Linked DNA regions of Homo sapiens: region 2 is linked to region 1. Evidence: chromatin contacts called from ENCODE Hi-C or POLR2A ChIA-PET data. All regions are on one chromosome and are shown on one strand. The core of a region is the stretch at or near the end of the contact, and the rest is flanking DNA. Distances in the headings are between cores, read along the strand shown.

Region 1 (6,080 bases), core at 1,823-4,322:
ATAATTTAAGAAATCGTTTAAAGCCATGCTTTATTTCAATTGGTTTCTGAACCCCTTCATTTTCAGACTGTGCTTTTATTTTCTTCATCTACCATTTCTTTGTGCCACTTCTCTTTGAAGTTATCTGTTATCCTTAAAAAGGAACTGGATGGGAATTAACTTGCTTCTGACTATATCCATTTATCTACTTGAAGATCACTGTGGCAAACTATGAAAAATGTACTAGTTTTGAAAAATGACAAAGCTCCCAGGATCGAAAAGGTGCTTATCCTCTCACAGGAATCTATTTGTTCTGTTATTTTGCTTTCCTTGGCAGCTAGGGCTAGATTCTTCAAAGGGAGATGCAGATTCTATTTTTCTTTATCTTTCCTACCATGAAAATAATGCCTTGCTTCTGCATTGACAAGGTTTTGCATCAAAAGTCCTTTCCTATTTGCACTGCAAATAAAAATCACAACCCCATTGTAAATTGCTTTAACACCTTTTCAACAATCCAAACCTTATGAGGAAAGATATGCTGGCTATTGTGTGTACATTATAAATGCTGCACAGAGGTGTGTTTATAAGGAGGTTGTGTGTTTGATCTTCCATTCCTCAGTCCTTCCCTAGGTGTTATCAGCATGTAGAAAATGGAATCTATCTAATCTATTCTGACTGAATTAAATACACCAGATGTATTTCACTTTGAATTTCAATTGGTCCAGAACCTTTGTCTTAGCCACAGAAAGTCAGTAACTTAGCTGTTTTCTTTCCTCTTGTGTTATTTTCTTCGTGGTCCAAGACTCTGGACAAATATGATGCCAAATGCAGCTGCTCTTGGAACTCACGGCTTCCCAAACCTCAGGAGACACAGGTCAGTTTTCCCCAGAATTCTCTCATGTCCCATTCCCACAATGACATAAATCCCATGGAATCCTTCTACCTGGCTTGAGATAGAGAAGAATGAGTAAATGAAAGGATAACGCTAGAGCTTTCACATTAGATGGTCACATAACAAGAGACAAAAAATGGTCTTTCATTATCTGAGAAGTCTCTTGTATCTAGGCACAGGGTCACAATATTGGATGTTGACCACCTCTTTAAAAGTCCTGTATAGATGGTTTATCTTTTCCCATTAGAATGTTGGTGTCCTATCATTTATCATCTATCAACATTGAGATCTAAAAGGAAACTAACAAAAGTCTCATTAATATCTTGTAAATCATGCATAACTTTGATAAAATAAAAACTAAATTACGATAGATAAATGTTTAAAGAGTGAAAAACGAAGAATGATTGTAGACTTTGGTAGAAATTCCTATTGTGGCACAACTATGGGACTCTAGAAGATTTTTTCCTCTTGCTTTGATTAAAAGTGAAGTTTCGCATGAAATAGTGTGATATTTCATCTCTAGCTCCAAGGGAGGCTCTGTGGAGACTGTCGTTAACCAGTGTGGTCAGGCAAACCAGCAGCTTCCCTGATTAGTTCCTCCTGCTGTTCAGTATAGACAAAACTTCAATCACAGGATGTTCTGGAGAGCTTGAGTGTCCGTATTCCAACTGTGCTACCTAGAAAACTGTCAAGTGTCTGTAAATATTTTGCAGTTCCTTAGGAAAAAGTGTTAGCCTTCTAAAAAACAGCAGAGTGTGATTGGTCCTGCACCTAGCCCTGGTTCTTGGTGGACTTGGTTTGCTTGCTTATTCTTATCATTCCATCTGTCTGCTTAATCCCCTATCTGTCTCTGCTTCTCTCTTTATGTGGTATATGCCAAAGAGTACTGTTCTTCTGACACATTATCTTCCTCCTAGAATCTGCAAAAAATCACTGATTATCCTTGATTGACTCATTCATGACCTTAGAAGGGACTGGAAAGTCAGTCTCTGCACAGAAGAAATATGCCTGGATATGCAGCGGGGATGGAAACGGGATTCCCATATGTTATTCCTCAAAATTCTCAGAGTTGATCATCCTAATTTAACATTCCCTTTTTCTCACTCCCATTGCTGAGGTGAAAAAAGAAACTTAGTCATCATTACATTAATTCCAAGTGCTTTCTGATCATCTTGCCATTTTAACATGCTTTGTCCCATTTTCTCTCCCACATGGTGAGTTTGAGTCTTCTGAGAGAACTAACAACTTCAGAGCCTTGAAATGTGCATCCACCACACAAAACTATCTGTAAATACATTGTTTGTTTTGAACAAACCTTCTGTTCTTTTTCTATTTGATTAGTAAGAATAATCAAACATCTAAATAAAAATCATTGTCTGTTACCACTGGAGAGTGTCCAATCCAGTCACAGACAGCTTGGAAGGCTGGCAAAAGGCACCATGCATTGTGCTGGGGGACATCCAAGCCGGCATGGAGGGACCTGTGTGCCATCTGCCCTCACCACTTCTGCTCGGATCCCAGTCCTATCATTTTAATCTCATTAGAACAAGATTCTTGTAAAGCCAAGAGATGAGATTTAGCTGCAGCTCCCAATTTCACAAACTAAAGAAAGCCTCACAATGAGGAGACCAGCTTCTTGAAATAGCTTGAACAACCTCTCAGCTCTCAGGTACAAAGCTGTGTCTCAGTACTGCATGTTCAATAAAGGGTGGAGTACCTTTTCTCTGTGATTTACTTTTCCACACCATGAGATTTGGGAGGAGTTGAAACCTTTCAGGTTATAACTGTATGTTCTCCATGCACGGTGCTGGAAGATGTTATGTGTTAATTGTTTGTTGTTTTAGAGCAAAGCAGGCCCACTGAGAAGCTGTCCCTTTAATATTTGTACAGCTGCATTTACCAGGAAGCAAAGTTCATGAGAAAAAAAAAAAAGCTGAAACCCTTTCTTCACAAAATAAAAACACATTATTGACACCCTATTTAATGACAACATTCAACTGTTTTTTTTCCATCTTTATTTCCCCTCTAAGGCCCAGCTTATTGGCTCATTATGTGCCTGGAACATGAAGGATGACAAGGAGATGGAATTCTGGCTCAGCAGTTTGAGAGCCCAGCCCCCAACTTGCTCAGCCCTCCCCCCTCCTCCTCTCTTGCTTTTCTCTTCTCTCTTCCCCCGCTCTCCCGCCTCCTGCTGCAGATCTCTTTCTGCTGCCTGGCAACCGCACCACAGGCAATGTCACACAGGATTGCTTATTACAGCTTCAGAAAAATAAACAGGAGGAGGAAATTTCTTGCTGTTACATTAGAACTATTATGTACAATGTTCCAAAGCCAGGTAATTCCAAGAGTGATATTATAGTAGAATTTTGCACCATGGTGCCTAGGTCTTTCTTGCATAGATAGAGAGAAGGGTGAAGGAAAAATGAAAAGAGAGTTTTTCGATGGCTTTTAGCCAGCAATGTATTTAATACATCCATTTGGTTGGCACAGACTTCGAATATAACTATTTCTGAGCTTTGAGGACTTGAGCAAGAAATGTTACAGTTGTTATTTGAAAAGTGCAATGTGAATATGAAGAGTAAGCTTCTACTGCTTACCATTATTATCTTCACTCATAATTATCGTGTAGATGGTTTTCACTAGACTTAAGGGCATCACGTCTCATATCTGGTAAGGCAGACAAGACCTATCTTTCCTTTAGTATCATTTATTTGCTTACATGAGGGTCTTTTTCTTTCTTTAGACATTCCCTAAATTTATTGCTTCCAGCAGCTGACAATGATTGAGCACATTTTTGTGTCCCCCTACTGGATAAAATGAGCACAAGAGACCTGGTGGCCCTTCCAGGGATCACACTATCACAGAGAAGATTAACAACTAAACAAATCACTAAAATAAACTCTGCTAATGCATAAAATGGAAAAATCTTTTTCCATTTTCTACTCAGGATTCTATGCCTCTCTGCAACAGGAATGGTTCTATATCAGGATTTTTTTTTGTGTCCCATCTGTTTAGCCAGGCAGTGGAAGGAAGCAGGTTTCTTCCTAATTCAGTTTCCTGAGTGTGATATCCAGGGAGCATAAACACTATTTGAAGTGTATCCCTCCAGAAATCTAAACTCATCTTTAACCTGATTGTAAAATACTTCCGAGTTCCAGATCCCTATCCTTGTTGACCTGAGTCGTTGAAAACAGACTGGCCTATTTACTAGGGTAAGTTAACTACAAATCATAACAAAGACTCCATCCTTGACCTCTTCTTGCACATGAGTCAGCTTGAAAGGCATGGGTCCCCAGTGCAAAATCACAGTATGTGAATGTAGGGAATCCTAGGCATAATGGGTGATTGATGTACGTACCCTGACAGGGCAGGGCAGGGCAGGGCAGGGGTGGTGCCAGGGTGTCTAACAGGACTAATTATCGGCAAACAGTAGGTGTTCAAGGTATGGATGAGAGAAGTCAGTGTAGAATCATTTGGTATGACATTGGAATCAGTGACTGTCACCAAGGAAAATTATTGTAAAGAACTACACAACAGTCTCAGATAGCCAAGGTTCCCTGCCCAGAGTTCTGGTTAAGGCTCAATTTTTAGAGTGGAATAAAAAAGAAAGAAGTAATCAGATACCCAGGCAGGCAGACTGGGCCAAACACAGATGGGCTAGATGGGAGGGCCTCAGCCTGATGCCCCTTTCACCAGCCAGGCCAGAATATTCACCTTCAGGACCAAGAAGCACAATCTCACTATCTCTGGCCATGAATGCCCCTGCTCACTCCGAGAATTCAATAGTTTGGAGACTAGATGAGACTTCTGGAAGGCACCCCTTGCTTGTGGTGTACAGGGCATACCAGGCAGATGTTAGAGAGGAGAAGCAAGGCAGGACTACTAGCACTGAGGTCAGGAAGCTCATCCAGGGCACAGGTTTTCATCAGACCCAGATCTGAATCTCAGTTCTGATACTTCATGATTATATGAACTTGGGGAAAATTACTCAAGCTCTCAGAACCTCAGTTTTTTCATCTATAGGCTTTCAATGAATGTCAGTAATAACTGTTTGATTAAAATTACTATTATACTTTAAAGGACCAAAAACCAATTGCAGGGAATCTTTATAATATGAAAGCAAAAATAGGAAGCAATTAAATTGTTCTATCTACATTTATGGGATTGAAACATGATGATAAGTAGAATTAATAACATTAAATGGCATGCTTTCAAGAATTGAAATTGTAGAATATATGTCAAACTCAAAGAATTTTCTTTCTCTATGCCTTCCTTTACCCCAAGCTTGCCTCCCATATCACAATATGTGCACCTGCTGCAAATATTAAGGACTTTGTCTTACAGGCTAAAACTCTTAGGCCAATAATCACACTACGTGACCTGGTAATTGAAAGTTGTGTGGAGCACACACAGAAAGTTTCTATGAGTTAACCATCATAGAAAGCTTTGCTGTATACTGTTATGGTACATTTTTCATACACCTCTAGGAGGTGAAAAACTCTGTGTGTTCCCTCTGTGACCAGCCAGGCAAGTTTAACCTGTCCGTAAACTTTCAAACAGGCAGTTTGCGAAGAATTCCAATTCCATTTAGGGAAATCTCTACTTTCATTCTAAGCCTCATTCGTCCCCCTCTTATTGTCTTCCTGGGCTTCTGGCCTGCTGGACTCTGTCTCTGCTTTCTTGCCTATGCTTTCCACTTGGTTCCAACAATAGAATGTGTTAGGAAGATTCCACTTTCAATTTAAACTCATCCCTACCTTCTCCATGGTTGACAGATTATCTCACATGACTGAGCTGTGGTCTTCAGGAACTTAGCATCAGGCACCTAAGCACCTAAATCTGATTTTCCATTAGTGGTAAATCAGGCAGGCATGTATCTATTTTTCTCAAAGTTATGAAAGAAATTACAAAACCCCATAGCCCAGTATTTTTCAGAGGAGTTGAAGGAGCAGCTGCATCAAAGTCACCTAGGGGCTTATTAACAAATCAGGATTTAGAACCCAATCCTGGCTTTACTAGCCAGCTCCCCCAGGCAATTGTTATAAACATTAAAGTTTGAAGCTCATTGCCATAATCTCTTGAAGATTTGGACCAAAAAAACCCTTAAAAGTGAATAAGTGACAATATAAATCCAGTTTTTCAGTAACAGTTTTTTTTTTTGTTGTTTTAATCCCATCTAGCCAGACTTTTAGGAAGGGTTTCTGTGTAA
Region 2 (5,585 bases), core at 2,587-5,086, 300 kb after region 1:
AGTCAGTAGCTCAAGAAGAGCTTTTTCTGTTTATCCACTCAGCCATGCTCAGTGTTGGCTTCATTCCATGATGTCCCATCCCTGCACAACAATGTCCCATGAAAGAAGAAAGATGTTCTCTTCCTGCATTTCCTACTGGAGAAAACCTTTCCCAGAGTCTCTAGATTTTTCTGCTCTCACTTCTCAGTGGCCAGGATTAGGTCACAGACTCATTCCTGACTGAATTATTGACAGGAGGAATGGAATTACCTTGATAAGCTTAGACTGATCAACCGGGATGAGTTGATGTTGGCACATCAGCCACAAACATCAACTACAAACACTGCCACGCACAGACCAGATTAATTTATTCCCACAGAGAATTCTTTTCACTGGTTCGGGCTTTAGCTCCCATGTCCTGTACTTTAATCAAGGGTAGTTCAAGGATAAGCCACATAAATTTTGCTCCTACAGTGACTGACAAACAGTTCTTGAAGGCATTGTTTTTCTTATGTCACCTGGAGTCGTCTGTGGAAAGCCTCTCATAAGACTATCCTTCCAGAATTAAAGTTGAATTTTAAACGTCTCTTGGAGATAATATGCATCTCCCTTTCTGAAAACAAGAAATATGGAACTGACTATGCTTCCCTTCCTACAATGGCTATCAAGAAACTCCAAGCCAGAGTGATAAGTAAATCACAGCCCTCTATTAACAATTGTGATTACTGATAAATTTTTACCCTGCCTGTTTTCTTGGGCTTTATTTTCTGTTTCTATATCTCTTTAACCCACATATCAACTAAAGCCTCCATCCTCTCCCAACCGGCATCTTTTATTTCACTCTCTGTGACTCCAAGCTCATGTCCATCATTGGTTGATGCCAGAAAGCCACAATATTAACCTTTTGGAGAAATTTGAATTGCTGCAGATCACTAGAGGATAATAGAATCATAAGGAAATCTCAAACATGGCAACCTCCATCATTTAAGAATCTAACTCACTTGAGTCATCAATTCTGTTTCCCTCCTTACATTTTTCCCATCTCTTCGGGAGCAACACAGATTTTTCTTTTTGGCATGTGCATGGCAGTTTAGGGATCACCTTTGGATATTTAAGCGTGCTTTTGGGATTTCTCTTTCCACACTGGGAAGGTCATCAATGTAATCCAAACACAGTTCTCCCCAAGAGAAAGCCTGGCAAATAAACATTGTCTCCATCTTCTTACATGTATATTTTCTCTCAACCTAGTATCTTTCTTTTTAAGCCACCCCCAATCCTTTTATGGAAAAGGCAATCACAAATAACTTTAGTATAAAGCTTTCTAAACAATGCCATAAAGAACGCTGTTAGCTACAAAAATAAAATGTTTGATATTAGAAAATATGGAGGTGACTAAAACATCTGCAGCTTATCTGGTAAGCAGCTGTGTCATATATGAATCTCACTTTCCTACCCTTATCCTAATGCCTACAATCTAAGATGGGAAATCGATTGAATAAAATACTAGACATTCTGAATCCAAAACACATGTCTCAATTTTTTAGAGATTGAGATTGTAATAAACATTTTGATCTAATGAGTATATTGTAATCTACAAGGAACACTCACATATTTCACGTTGCTACTATACAGCATTGCATTCAAGAAAAAAATCCTTGGCATGACATTGAATAGTGAAGCAATCCCACCATGGTAGAAAGAGAGGTTTTTAAAGATGCTGAAAAGGATACCTAGCCCAAAACAATAATCTTGAATTATTAATTCGGCCACAATGCAGCTGAAAACTGATCCCCCGAGGTCGCATTTCCACTGTACTCCAACCACCCTCATTGTTCCTTTGGAGAGTTCAGCTCAAGTCCTTGCTATTCACAAGCCATTTCTGGAACCCAGCTTGAGTATGCAAAGCCATCAATAATTTATTTTTTTCCACTTTGAGTGGGGATGGTGTTATTGTATCAGCACAAAAATGATCCAGGTGAATGATACTAACAATAAGAGTGCTACCTGAGATGTCCCTGACATATTTCCTCCCCGAAGTACAAAATGTTCTTCTAGCTATTGGCTCATTTGTCCTTTCAAAAGAGACAGATACTACTATGCTATTATTAGTAGTAGAGAAGCGTAAAGCTTTAAGCCACAGTTATCAGCAGAGAAGGTAAGCCAAAATAAGAAAAGGCCTAGCATCTAACTTTAAAATTGCCACACATTGAAGACAAAAATTGTGTTTTCTCCTTCTTTTGAAAATCCTCAGTTGCACAGTGGAAAAATCAATAAATACAATAAATTAAACGAACATTGTCATGTACTTTGCAGTTTGCCATGGCCACCTCTATGCTGCCATTTCTAATCCTCAACACTACTATGGGCAAGGGTATTTTTATCTCCATTTTCTAGATGAAATTGAGGCTCAGAGAGGTGAATTTACAACTAAGATTGTGGAACTAGTAAGTGGTGAAGCCAAGACTCAAATGATCTTCTGACTCTAAATCCAGTTCTTTTGTTGCTACACTTCTGACTAGCAGTTGATAAGAGGGTATTTTATCCATATTTCAAATCAGACAGAAACTCACAGTGCTTCATATTGTTGCATAGGGTAAGAGGAAGATGAAAAATAATTCACCCAAACTATTAAGACTTTAGGCTCAACTGGGAAACATGAAAACAGCTATCTCAACAAGATCTGGTTTTATCTGAAAATGAATATATATATATATACGTAATCATCAGATGTAATAAACCCTGAAAAAACCTTTGAGTTTCTCATCGGCTCAGGAGTGGTCAGTCTGACTCCTAGAAAAAGAAGTGAAGCTGTTCCTATGGCTATAGCAAGAAGTGTAAATCAGGTATGAGTATGATTTAACTACATAATTTAAGCGGAGGCCTACCACCAAAATGCGGACTATTAATTATGTTAGAAACGAGCAGGTTCAGCTTGGCTTGCTATTCCAGAGGGTTAAAGGAAAGGCAAGTTTTAGCATTAGTATCATTAAAGCCATAAAGAAAAGGGGTAAGGGTAAGTAGATACTATCCAGGTGATGGACTTTCAGGATGGACTTATAACTACAGAGCTGTGATAGGACCTAGGAGCACCAGACACTGAGTTAGAGAGGGCGAGCCACACCTCTACTCAGGCGAGAATCAGAATAATGCTGATGACCATCCACTGGGCACCTTCCAAAGCCAGGCCTGGTCCTAGACTTTTAATGCACATTACCTCCTTTCAAAACCCTCACAACGGCCCTGGAAGGAATTATCCCATTTTGCAGCTGAGAAAACAGGTTCAAAGTGGTTAAGCAAGTAAGTAGCAGAGCTGACGAATTTCGGCTTAAGACTGGGCCTCTTCCTCGGCACACCTCTCTGATGAGGTGAGGTTAGGGTTGTTCTATTGCAGAAAAATAACACAGCAGCTGAAAAGTTCAGGGATGAAGCGGGGCAGTCAGCAGAAAGAGAAAGGACACAAGAAACCTGCCCCTCCTCCCTGCTGCCTCATCTCCTTGGTCACAAACAAGCTCTCTTTCTCCTCCTCCCTCTCCCCCAGTCATGAGGGAGATCAGAACAGAGGGGAGAAGTAAAGGAGGTCTGTCAAGACCCTGCCCTGGCCCCCACTAAGAGCCACTATTCAAGTCTGGCCAGATGAACTGTGACTTGCTCCAGGGTCACAGATTTCCAGGGGGCCTCCTTGGCATTCATCCCTAAAAACCTTGCAATTGGGCCTCTCAGGCTTCCAGGGACATGTGGAATGGATTATGTTTCTAATCATAACACTGTCCAAGCTGTCTTCAAATAAGGAACTTGTGAGAGAAACAACCCAAATTAGGAAACCAACGTAGGCACGGCAGGAGTGGCCTTCAACCTCTCCCACACGCTGCCAACATTCTTCTCCTCTTGCCTGATACTGTCATTTAAGCATCCTGCTAACTGACAGAATTTTTCACAAGGCAATCTCTGTTTTTGGAGAACTTGTACCAGGTTTATTTATAATTGTCCTATTTCCAAGCATCAAATTTGTTATTTTCGCTGCTGCTTTTATTATTGGGAAACACTCTCCCCTCACCCAAAGACTCTGGTCCTCTTGAATTTTATTTTCTAGAAAAATCACCAGGCTCCTGAGTCTCAGAATCTCTTACTGAATAATTAGCAGAGTCACCATCAGCTCTGCGGGATTCATAGTGGGTATTTATGCATGCTCACTCTTCACTATCGCCTCTGACTGCAGCTCCAAATCTTTGAATTTGGGATATGAATGATCTGAATGATCCTCCTCCCAGCGGTATCTCATGCACATTCCGTCGTCAACTAGAGACCTGCCTCAGATCCTGCTAGGTGCCTCAAACCCCAAGCTTTACCCTAGTTCCTAATTTATCTCCCACAGCTAAGGTATCTCTTTAACAAAATAAAGACATTTGAGTCAACAATAATAAACAGCCTGGGCTGGGCACAGTGGCGCATGCCTGTAATCCCAGCACTTTGAGAGGCTGGGGTGAATTGCTTGAGCTCAGGAGTTCCAGACCAGCCCAGGCAACATGGCAAACCCTGTCTCAACAAAAAATGCAAAGATTAGCCAGGCGTAGTGGTGAGCATCTGTAGTCCCAGCTACTTCAGAGGTTGAGGTGAGAGGATCACTGGAGCCTGGGAGGTCAAGGCTGCAGTGAGCCGAAATCGTTCCACTGCACTCCAGCCTAGGCAACAGACAAAATTAGAACCATAATTATGATAAACACCTGCCCCCATAGGGCAGGTACTATCATTTTAATTTTCCAGTTAAGGAAACTGAGGCACAGAGCAATTAGCTTGTTAAAGATCCCACAGCTAGTAAAATAGTCAGATTTTGAACTATAATAATCATCACTGGTACACAGATTCTCTCTCTCTCTCTCTCTCTCTCTCTCATTCTTTCACTCCCTTTTTAAAAAGCCTTTTGCTTGTAAATAATTTCAAACTTACAAAAATTGGCAAGAATAAGAATAGTACAAAGAACACTGACATACTATTTACTCAGATTTATCTGTTAATATTTACCCTATTTGCTTTATCATTTGCACTCTCCATCTCATCTCTATCTACATAAATAAAATTTTATATTATACAACACATATTACATAATCTAATAAATAGATATTAAAATACATAAGATATTATATATGATATGTTTTTTCTAAGCCATATGGAAGTTGAATACATCAAGCCCCTTTACCCTTAAATAATTCAATGTGTATTTCCTGAGAGAGATTCTCTTACATAATCACAGCAGAATTATCTAATTCAGGAAACTTAACATTAACATAAAATTTTAATCCAATCTATTTAATCTAGACTATGTCCATAGTCTAATTTTTCCAATTGGCCTAAAAATGTCTTTTATATCATAATTTTTTTCCTCCAGTACAGGATTCAGTGCAGAATCAGGTATTGCACTGGTCATCTTTCTTTAGTCTCCTTTAATCTGGGACATTTCTGCAGCCTTCTTTCTTTCTTTTTTTTTTTCTTTTTTTAATGTCATTGACATTTTAAAAAATACAGGGGAGGTTGAGGTGGGCAGATCAAGAGGTCAGGAGATCGAGACCATCCTGACTAACACAGTGAAACCCCGTCTCTACTAAAAAAAA

The links. Hi-C counts contacts between places; a loop is a spot of excess contacts on that map. ChIA-PET counts read pairs that join two places held with the same protein, here RNA polymerase II (POLR2A). Pooled maps may share reads with other maps.
Region 2: a map of PC-9 shows a loop between it and region 1 (4-fold over the local background). The contact joins two enhancer-like sites. A Hi-C loop is called at or near these places in 1 of 168 maps with a recorded cell type or tissue (PC-9) and 1 of 50 pooled maps. POLR2A ChIA-PET finds 5 or more read pairs at or near these places in 1 of 52 experiments (AG04450).

What each region holds. Positions count from the first base shown.
Region 1 is chr3:178,082,008-178,088,087 of GRCh38, reverse strand. No RefSeq gene overlaps it. Among named protein-coding and RNA genes, the nearest start is that of LINC02015, 270 kb to the right of the region's middle. RefSeq lists a silencer at 2,913-3,207 and an enhancer at 2,913-3,207. Within about 2 kb of position 3,072, at least 15 of the 41 ENCODE cell types and tissues checked have a DNase peak (open chromatin) inside an H3K27ac peak, as active enhancers do.
Region 2 is chr3:177,779,987-177,785,571 of GRCh38, reverse strand. No RefSeq gene overlaps it. Among named protein-coding and RNA genes, the nearest start is that of LINC02015, 34 kb to the left of the region's middle. Within about 2 kb of position 3,836, at least 14 of the 41 ENCODE cell types and tissues checked have a DNase peak (open chromatin) inside an H3K27ac peak, as active enhancers do.